Linked DNA regions of Homo sapiens: region 1 is linked to region 2. Evidence: read pairs that join two places in POLR2A ChIA-PET (ENCODE). Cell type or tissue: GM12878. All regions are shown on one strand. Links, peaks and the distances in the headings refer to the core of each region. The heading gives the core; the rest is flanking DNA.

Evidence for each region. ChIA-PET counts read pairs that join two places held together with the same protein. Peaks named below come from ENCODE experiments on the same cell type or tissue, not always from the same donor. Only the 100,000 strongest peaks of a DNase experiment are listed, where the experiment ranks them.
Region 1: POLR2A ChIA-PET joins it to region 2 with 5 read pairs; 22 of 35 experiments call an interaction of 5 or more read pairs at or near these places.

Annotation. Positions count from the first base shown.
Region 1 is chr7:103,066,790-103,072,169 of GRCh38, forward strand. All of the region lies in intron 1 of FBXL13 (F-box and leucine rich repeat protein 13), which reads right to left. Among named protein-coding and RNA genes, the nearest start is that of FBXL13, 5.3 kb to the right of the region's middle. In GM12878, for the core only: no CTCF peak of the experiment used is centred there; no DNase peak of the experiment used is centred there.
Region 2 is chr7:103,139,185-103,144,564 of GRCh38, forward strand. The region is part of intron 1 of NAPEPLD (N-acyl phosphatidylethanolamine phospholipase D); the gene reads right to left. It overlaps LOC105375434, which reads left to right and starts at 2,582. Exons shown (of 3, transcript XM_047421168.1): 1 at 2,582-2,657. The coding sequence starts at 2,582. It also overlaps the pseudogene RPL19P12. In GM12878, for the core only: no CTCF peak of the experiment used is centred there; a DNase peak (open chromatin) is centred at 3,026.

The DNA of each region.
Region 1 (5,380 bases), core at 312-5,311, 72 kb before region 2:
GATTTTTTTTTTTTTTTTTGAGATGGAGTTTCGCTCTCATTGCCCAGGCTGGAGTGCAATGGCGTGATCGCAGCTCACCGCAACCTTCGCCTCCTGGGTTCAAGAGACTCCCCTGCCTCAGCCACTCGAGTAGCTGGGATTAAAGGCATGCGCCACCACGCCCAGCTAATTTTGTATTTTTAGTGATCTTTCTCCATGTTGGTCAGGCTGGTCTTGAACTCCAAACCTCAGGTGATCTGCCCGCCTCGGCCTCCCAAGAATTTTTTTTTTTTTGTCTACTCTTTCACTGTGGGTGTAATGGAATTGTCAGAAACTGAAAATACTAGGAAATGTAGGACTATGGATATTGAGAGCCCATTTGACAACTGAGGATTGAATTTAAAGTGACACAATTCAGTTTAATTGTGTGTTCTTCCTTTAAATAATGTTCAGTTGCTCAGGGGTAAGCACGGACTGCTGGATATTTGAGTTTTACCAGGGATGGGTGTTTGTCACATCAATAGGACAGAGGGAGAAACAGGTAAAGGAGATAATCGTATTTGAAAGTGATCATAATGATGGTGTGGTGGCATTTTAAAAGCATGTCTGCAAATGATATTTCTTACATAAAGAGGTGGGGTTTAATTCCTCTCCTCTTGAATATGGATTAGTCTTAATAATCCACTTGTAATGAAGAGAATACAGTGAAAGTGATGTTGAGTAACTTCTGGGGCTAGGTTATAAAAGGAGATTTTACTTGGCTCTGTCTCTTGGACACCTGTTTTGGGACCCAGCCTCCACGCTGTGAGGAAGCTCAAGCTACATGGAGATGTTACACATAGATGTTCTACCTGTCAGTCTCAGGAGAGGTCCTCATCGACAGCCAGCATCAACTGCCAGGCATGTAGGTAAGGAAGCCTTCAAGATGATTTTAACCTCAGCCACTCTGACATGTAAGTGCATGAGGGATCTCAAGCAATAATATTCTGTCAACTCCCATAACTGTGAGAGGCAATAATAAAATGAATACTGTTATTTTAAATCACTAAATGTTGTAAAGACATTTAGGTAATAGACATCCACAATAATGATGAACCAAGGAATCTAAGATGGGTAAAGAGAGAAATAAGGACATAAGAGTAATATTTGACAGTGCAAAGATAATTGAATGAAATGGTGGTTTGAGTCAGTTGAAGAAGTGCTAGTGTAGAAGCTCCAATGTGAGTGAGCTAAGAAATTAAGAGATAAGTGGATGAAGAAATGGAGATTTCAGAGATGGTACAGCAATTTAGGATAAAATGGTTAAGAGTATGACCATAGAAGGACATGACTGAGGAACGGTGAAAGCAAAGATAACTGGAAGAAAGGTCAAGGATGTGAACGGAACATCCCTGTGAATACTGCGGGCACAAGAACAATGACAGGAGTAGAGAAAAAGGAAGATGGTGAGCCAGATGCTAATGCTACCAACAAAACATAGAGATTGGTACATAATGAAGACAGTGAGTGCTAAATCTGATGTTATGAACTACAAAGAAGCTGAGACTTTAGAAAAAGGAGGGAAGATACATAGTTTGGAAGTGGAAATGGGGAGCCAAGGAAGACACCTAACCTATCTCTAGATCTGAGGTAAACTGAGGAGTGAAACAAGACAGTCTCCCTAGGATTTCATATCTGAGTAGGATGTGGAAAGTCACCATGGTCCAATGACCCTGCTACAACAACTAGAAAAAAACAGACACATTACAAAAATCACATTTAAAAAAGATATTGGCGAGCCATGGAATTCCAGGGGAAGGAAATTTTTCTGAAGTGAGCTGACAATGCACAGCTGCTTTTTTTCCCTGGGAACGTGTGCCAGCTCTGGGTAGGAAAGAGGACAGGGCTGGGCCCAGGCAGAGAAAGTCTACAAATGGGAAGAGAAACCAATAGGCTTATGGTGGTGGCACGGGGGTAACATGACAGGTTAGAAACTTGAGGTGCCCCAAGTGTGGCCACTGTCTCCCATAAGGCAGTGAGTTCTGGGAGTGTTCACACAGGAGGCTGAGGAGCTAGAACATCAACTCCTACAAGGCAGAGTGAGTCTTTCATAATCTCAGGGAAGGAAGAGGAAGCCTGCCTCAAACATACAGCCAGCATAACCTTCAATGTACTTGCCAGATTTTAAAGTTGAGGGCCCACGGCCACCACGCCATCTGGGAAGTAAGGAGCACCTCTGCCCAGCCGCCCCACCATCTGGGAAGTGAGGAGCGCCTCTGCCCGGCCGCCCCACCGTCTGGGAAGTGAGGAGCACCTCTGCCCGGCCGCCCCACCACCTGGGAAGTGAGGAGCACCTCTGCCTGGCTGTCGCCCCCTCTGGGAAGTGAGGAGGCCCTCTGCCCTGCCGCCCCACTGTCTGGGAAGTAAGGCGCACCTCTCCCTGGCTGCCCCACAGTCTGGGAAGAGAGGAGCGCCTCTGCCCAGCCGCTGCACCTTCTGGGAAGTGAGGAGCGCCTCTACCTGGTTGCCGCCCCATCTGGAAAGTGAGGAGCGCCTTTGCCCGGCCGTTGTGCAACCCTCGAAGTGTGAAGTGGCAGCCTTGTGTGTGATTTTTATGCCCTCCCCAAGTTTGCATTTTTGATATTAAAGTTTACTTTTAAAAGTTTTAAATTGGGGAATATATATACATATATAAAAGTTGAGGGCCTAGAAGGGAAACTAAAGAGCTAAGCTTAAATACCTCCGAAGAGCAGAACCAAATCTCTCACAATCTTTCAGTCTGAGGAGACAGAGACTGGCTAGCTTCTCAATCAAAAGCCCAGAAGAGCTATGCCTGAGGAATAGGGATGAACCAGATGTAAACCGAACCCAAATAAATCCACAGTCCAAGCTCAACACAGATCAGTCCCTTCCTGGACTGAGGTCATGAGCTCTGTACCCTATACAGAGGAAAGGACGAACCTTTGCTGGCGAAAGAGTATATCATCTGGAACTTCTATTGTTCTTTTCTCACACAATGTCCAATAAAAATAAGAAATTACTAGGTATGGGCTGGGCGCGGTGGCCCACGCCTGTAATCCCAGCACTTTGGGAGGCCGAGGCAGGTGGATCATGAGGTCAGGAGATCGAGACCATCCTGGCTAACACGGTGAAACCCCGTCTCTACTAAAAATACAAAAAAATTAGCCGGGCATGGTGGCAGGCGCCTGTAGTCCCAGCTACTCGGGAGGCTGAGGCAGGAGAATGGCGTGAAGCCAGGAGGCGGAGCTTGCAGTGAGCCGAGATCCCGCCACTGCACTCCAGCCTGGGCGACAGTGCAAGACTCTGTCTCAAAAAAAAAAAAAAAAAAGAAATTACTAGGTATGTATGAAGGCAGGAAAATGTCTTGAATTATCAACAGAAGAAAATAAGCAATAGAAGCAGACCCACAAATGATCTGGATATTCAAGTTAACAAACAATGATTTAATTTTATGTATTTATTTTATTTATTTATTTTTTTAGAGACACAGTCTCACTCCATCACCCAGGCTGGAGTGTAATGGTGTGATCTCAGCTCACTGCAACCTCTGCCTCCTGGGTTCAAGCGATTCTCATGCCTCAGCCTCCCAAATAGCTGGAATTACAGGCGTGCACCACACCTGGCAAATTTTTGTATTTTTAGTAGAGACAGGGTTTCAGCTGGTCTCGAACTCCTGGCCTCAAGTGATCCACCCACCTCGGCCTCCCAAAGTGCTAGAATTACAGGCATAAGCAACAAACAATAATTTTAAAATAACAACCATCAACATGTGTGTTGATCCATTTTGCACGGCTATAAAGAAATACCTGAGGCCAGGTAATTTATAAAGAAAAGAGTTGTATGCGGCTCAGGGTTCTGCAGGGTGTACAAGAAGCATGGTGCCAGCATCTGCTCGGCTTCTGGCGAAGGCCTCAGGAAGCTTTTACTCACTGCAGAAGGCAAAGGGAGCCAGCATGTAACATGGGAAGAGAAGGAGTAAGAGAAACAGCTAGAGGGAGGCTCTTCTAAACAACCAGCTCTTGGGTGAACTAATAGAGGGAGAACTCACTAATTATCACAGGGGAGGGCACAAAGCCATTCTTGAGGGATCTGCCCACATGACTCAAATACCTCCCACTGGGCCCCACCTCCAACACTGGGGATCAAATTTTAACAGATTTGGAGAGAACAAATAAAGAAAACAGAAAAAGGCAAACTGAATGAAAAGATGCATAATTCTAATAATCAGAATTTATTTAAACATCAAATTGTCATTCTAGAACTGAAAAACATGTCTAAAATTAAGATTTCATTTGATGTATTTAAGAGTAGACTGGACACAGCATAAAACAAAATTAGTAAACTTGAAAACCATCAATGAAAAAGATCCAAACTTGAGCTCAAAAAGAAGAAAATGGGGAAAAAGCAGAAGAGATCAAAAGAGGCATGTAGAACAAGGTAAAGAAAAAGAAAAAAAAAGCTAACATATGTACGATTGGAGTTCCAAAAGGAAAAGAGAGAACTGAATAGAAGTACTATTTGAAAAGAACCAAGAATTTTCTAAAACGGATGAAAAATATCTATCAACAGATTCAGTAAGCCCAGGGGACCAAGCAGGATTGTTTAAAATGTTTTTTAATTTTTTATTTTTTTAGAGATAGGGTCTTGCTCCATCACCCAGGCTGGAGTTCAGTGGTGCAATCATAGTTCACTGCAGCCTCAAATTCCTGGGCTCAAGTGATCCTCTCCTCTCAGCCTCATGAGTAGCAGGGACTACAGGTGTGAGCCACTAAGACAAGTTAGCTTTTTTTTTTTTTTTTTTTTAATTTTTGTACACACAGGGTCTCACTATGTTACCGAGGCTGGTCTTGAACTCCTGGCAAGCAATCCACCTGCCTTGGGCTCTCACAGTGCTGGGATTACAGGCATGAACCACCAAGCCAGGCCTGATTTTTAAAAAAATCAGTCTCTATTCAAGAGATTTGCAGGAAAATGATATTGTAGGTAGAAAATCAGGTTTTATTTAGGACAGGTAGATGAAATTCAGAAGAGGTTAAATATACAGGGAAAACTTTAATGAAAGGTTATTTATGTATTCCAAGGCTTGCAGAAGATGGGTTTTAGAAAAGTATAAAACCTGCCAGACATGGTGGGTCATGCTGTGGTGGGTCATGCCTGTAATCTCAGCACTTTGGGAGGCTGAGGCGGGTGGATCACCTGAGGTTAGGAGTTCGAGACCGGCCTGACCAACATGGTGAAACCCTGTCTCGACTAAAAATACAAAAATTAGCTGAGCATGGTGGCAGGTGCCTGTAGTCCCAGCTATTTGGGAGGCTGAGGCAGGAGAATCGCTTGAACCCAGGAGGCGGATGTTGCAGTGAGCTGAGATGGCACCACTGCACTCTAGACTGGGCGACAGAGC
Region 2 (5,380 bases), core at 133-5,132:
ATATTACCTGTAAGGGCTTCTACTTAAAGCATTTTAAAAGTTGCATTTAACAAACATTGTTAGAATGTCTACTTTATCTAAGTCCTAGCTCTCCAGTTGCTGTGGAGAATATGAACCCCTGACCTCCAGGGATTCAAAATCCATTAGGGAAAAAAATCATAAGAAACCATATAGATTTTGGCTCAGTATCACATTTACAGAAGTGTCAGCTCTGATTAATGAAAATGGTATAGACTTTAGAATAAGGCATTTCCAAAACATACTGGCCAAATTCTCAAGATGGTGAGGAATACTTTTCCTTAAGTGCTGAGCGGTCCACAGTGACAGCAAGAGTCCTGTGATCCAGCAGGTCAGAGACACTGAAAAGCTCAGAACTTTCTGAATTCAGCCAACAAGTTAAAGGGCGCTGATGGCAACAGAGAGGGTGATGGAAAGAAACAAAGTCACTAGAGAGGTTACTTGAACCCTGATTCACTCACAAATGAATTTGGCAAAGGGGCAGACATGTTATTCTGCCCGCAGTGTCATGCGTGGTCCATCCTCTGGGAGAAAAATGACAAAAAAATAAACGAACAGTGAGACTTTTACAGGGAAACAAGGCCCAGGACATGACTACATCAGACCCTGTTCAGCCATCTCCTGAGTCTTCTGTACACTGTAAATAACAGGGTCAGAGTGAGGCTAGAGATATCCCCAAAAGGTTAATAGAATCTTGAGGTTCTAAGGGACTTTAAGATCCCTGAGTTCAATTCAGTAGCCTCTGTTTAAGAATAGCAGAAAGTTTGTAGCAAATTATAAAAGCATATTAAAAATGAATATAACTAAAATATGCTTGAATGGGTTATCAGGAAAAACCACATTACCAGAAGATGGGGCAAAAGAATTGAAAACATCTTAAAATAAATGCTTCCCAACTTTGCCCCTCATCATCCTAAACCTCAGTTTCATAATTCCTAGCCCAGTCTCTGGCACACAGTACATAGTAAGCACTGAATAACTAAGCCACTGTTTCATTATGCTATAAACAGTAACAGTTTTAATGAGATAGTAGGATATACATGTATACCATTTTTGCATTTCTACACTAATGTGATAAGGAAGCTGAGGGAAATGGTATGAATAAACTGAAGCAGAATAAACTCTGGAATGTGTTTTTGTTCTATTTGAGTAAGAGAAGGCCTGATCTTGGAATTCACAGAACTCTTTTTTTTTTTTTTTTTTTTTTTGAAACAGAGTCTTGCTCAGTCGCCCAGGCTGGAGTGCAGTGGCGTGATCTCGGCTCACTGCAAGCTCCGCCTCCCGGGTTCACGTCATTCTCCTGCCTCAGCCTCCCAAGTGGCTGGGACTACAGGAGCCCGCCACCACGCCCGGCTAATTTTTTTGTATTTTTAGTAGAGACGGGGTTTCACCATGTTAGCCAGGACGGTCTCAATCTCCTGACCTCGTGATCTGCCCGCCTTGGCCTCCCAAAGTGCAGAACTCTTAATTCAAAACAGGATTCCTACCCGACCTCATAGTTCCTTGTGGCCTCACTAACCCTCCTGGAGTCACCAGAAGGCTCTCATTAGCTCAGAAGACTCATTGATAGTCTCCTGATTCTGAAAATAATAATCTACCTGACTTCCCTTTATCTCCCTTCACTGGCCCAAGGAGCAGAAGCTGAAAACTCATGATACTAATGGTGGCCACATGCAGACTCAGCACTTTTCCCAGAGCTTGAAGCTCCAGTTAAACAGATTCTTTTGCTCAAAGGAAAAATTTCCCACAATGGGAGCTGGCAAAATAGGCAAGCAAGGCCAGCTCTACATAAATCACGAGTAAATAAGTTTCCCCTAAAGCATTTCAGTATTCTTGCCTCTCTTACCCAAGTGACTCTACTATCATATTGTTCCCCCCATCTGCTTTTTCCATGGCCAAAACAGGTTTTCAAGAAAGATCTGATTTCCAGTGTGTGACAGATAAGGAACAAAGTGCAAATCCTCCCTAGATCATTTCCAGTCCACATGGGTACAAGCCCTGAAACCTCAAATGTACATCAGAATTACCTGTGGAGTTGTTTTTTTTTTTTTTTTTTTTTTTTTGCAAGCAGATAAAGGCTTATTTTACTTTAATGGCTGATCTATGTAATCACGGAGGCCAGTATGTACACACAAAGGGGCAGCTTTTATTTCTTGGTCTCTTCCTCCTTGGACAAAGTCTTGATGATCTCCTCCTTCTTGGCCTGGAGGTGCTCTTCATAGCTCTTGTGTGCTTCCTTGGTCTTAGATCTGCGGGCCTCAGCCTGATCAGCCAGGAGCTTCTTGCGGGCCTTGTCTGCCTTCAGCTTGTGGATGTGTTCCATGAGAATCTGCTTGTTTTTTAACACATTCCTCTTCACCTTCAGGTACAGGCTGTGATACATGCGGCGATCAATCTTCTTAGATTCACGGTATCTTCTGAGCAGCCGGTGCAGAATCCTCATTCTCCTCATCCACGTGACCTTCTCTGGCATTCGGGCATTGGCTGTACCCTTCCGCTTACCTATGCCCATATGCCTGCCCTTCCGGCAGGCCAAGGTGTTTTTCCGGCATCAAGCGGGGGAATGGACCATCACAGGCTTGCGGATGATCAGCCCATCTTTGATCAGCTTCCGGATCTGCTGACGGGAGTTGGCATTGGTGATTTCATTGGTCTCATTGGGGTCTAACCAGATATTCTTCTTGCCACAGCAGAGGACACTAGAGGCAAGCCTCTTCTGAAGCCTGAGCATACTCAAGGCTGCAGCCACAGCAGCGAAAGGAAAGAGCTCCCCTGTGGAGCTTTTTAAACTACACCAGAGGCTACTGAATCAAAATGTCAGGTGGGGCAGTTTCTCTAGATAATTTTTAAAAGTTCTGTGGGTGTTTCTGATATACAGGCAGGGTTGAGAACCACTGCTTTAAATCATTAGTCATTTGGCACAAAGTAAGACAAGCATTTAGGAAGGATCAAAGGGATTTTCTGGTATGCCAGAATTTATGCTAGCCTGGCAGCTGCCTACCGTAAAGCCAACTCTTACTTCCTGTTCAGCACTCCAAGTTAGAGAGGCAGCATCATCCTGAAACTGCTATACAGTGGGATGGGAAGACTAACCACATTGCTAGGTAGAAAGTTTAACAGGGGCCAGGCATGGTGACTCATGCCTGTAATCCCAGCATTTTGGGAGGCCGAGGCAGGTGGATCATTTGAGGTCAGGAGTTCGAGACCAGCCTGGCCAACATGGTGAAACCCCATCTCTACTAAAAATACAAAAAATAGCCAGGCATGGTGGCAGGCGGCTGTAATCCCAGCTACTTGGGAGGCTGAAGTGGGAGAATCACTTGAACCAGGGAGGCAGAGGTTGCAGTGAGCCAAGATCGTGCCACTGCACTGCAGCCTGGGTGACAGAAAAAAAGAAAGTTTGACAGGGCAAGGCTTGTACTCAATCCAACTGAGTCACAAATTTGACTCTGTGCCCCCAGGAAGCCAAGTCAAAAAAAGGGAAATATAATCAGTAATGATTCACATTGTCAATAACACAAAGCAGCCTGTACACAATGAGTGCACAATATTTATGGAATGAATAAATGAAAAAACCAGAGCTTAAACTCCTAATCACTCTTCATTAGGATACAGTTAATTGTTTTTTAAAAGATCTCCTGCTAGGAGTCAAATAATAGAAGCAAAAATGACCAGAAGACAGAGAGACAAAAGTCAACAGTGGAGATCCCCACCAACTCTGCTAACAAAAATTAAAACTGGCCAGGTACAGGGGCTCACACCTGTAATCCCAACACGTTGGGAGGCCAAGGCAGGCAGATCACTTGAGCCCAGGAGTTCAAGACCACCCTGGGCAACATAGTGAGACTCTGTCTCTACAAAAAAAAAAACAAAAAAACAAAAAAACAAACACACACACGCAAAAATTAGCCAGGTGTGGCGGGCTGAGATAGGAGGATTGCTTGAGCCCAGGAGGTCAAGGCTGTAGTGAGCCGTGATCATGCCACTGCACTCCAGCCTGGGTGACAGAGCAAGAGCTTGTCTAAGAATAAATAAATAAACATAAATAAATAAAAATAGAAAAGTCTTGGGGAATAATTGAGTAGTTAAATTCTATGTGGTAAAGCGGCAGCACAGTGGTAAAGACGAAAAGATGCCTGCCATAAAATCTAGTGTTCTTTAATCTGTCATGTATTTAGAAAAAAAAAAAATCTTCTCTTCCTTTTCTTCTCAGTAACAGAACCCGTTTTACTTAGGGTAACTATGCATCAGCTAAATGATGACATTTCTCAGCCTTCTAGCTAGGGATGGCCAGGTTGGTGACACTTTGAACAATGTGATACGAGCCTTTTATGGTGCTTCCAGAAGTCTCCTTAAGGGAAAGGGAGGCATTCTTCTCGATTTGTCCTGCATCTGGCTACCTGGAGCCATCTTGAGCCAGGAGGGTGCCACATCCAAGGAATGGCATCGAGGAGAGCCAGAAGGACTTCAGGGCCCACCATACCAAGCCTGAACTGTCCAACTTTGGACTTCTTTCATGTGTAGGAAAAACATATTTGAGCAATCTTTCAAATCACAACAAATTAATCCTAACTGATACGATTACCGTAACTGGGAGGTTCAGGTTTAGGGGAGCTATAAAAACACCAATGGTAACAAATGCCCAAAATACAGCTTTCCTAATCCATATGTGGGTGCCTTGATCAACACACTGCAGCCTTGAACTCCTGGCCTCAAGCAATCCTCCTGCCTTGACCTCCTAAAGTGCTGGGATTACAGACAGGAGCCACGGCACCTGGTCCATTTATCATTTACTAAGCATTTACTATGTACCAAGCACTTTAGATAATTATTATCCTCATGCTATAGGTGATGTAAAAGAGGCTCACAGAGTTTAATAGCTTCCATAAAGCAATAAAGTTGTTAACAGTTGGATCTAGGGATGAAACCCAAGTTGACCAGATGCCAAAGCCCATGCTCTTTCCACTAATCATGTTGAATCTACAAGGAAAATTCAATAAATTTATCTTGAGTAGATACCTAGGTTCTAAAGTTAGTAGCATTTTGCAAACAGTTATGGTCTCACTGACAAGGCTCACCTTTTCTTTTGTTTTGTTTTTTTGGCTTTCAACAAAATTTTCTCCCCTTTTGCAAAGTAAAAGGTACTTGGGAGATGCTCAATAAATACTAGTTCTCTTATAAATATAATTGCCCCTTTAATTTTACATGAAGAAGGTTTCAAATGCTATAACTTTCATTACTCAATTTTTCTAATTTACAGTTACATTGAAAAGAACCATCAACAAATAATTGGTTCTGTATTTTAGTCACATAAACAAAATACACATGGTACCTTGAAGACATTTCCTTTGCTTTCAAAAGG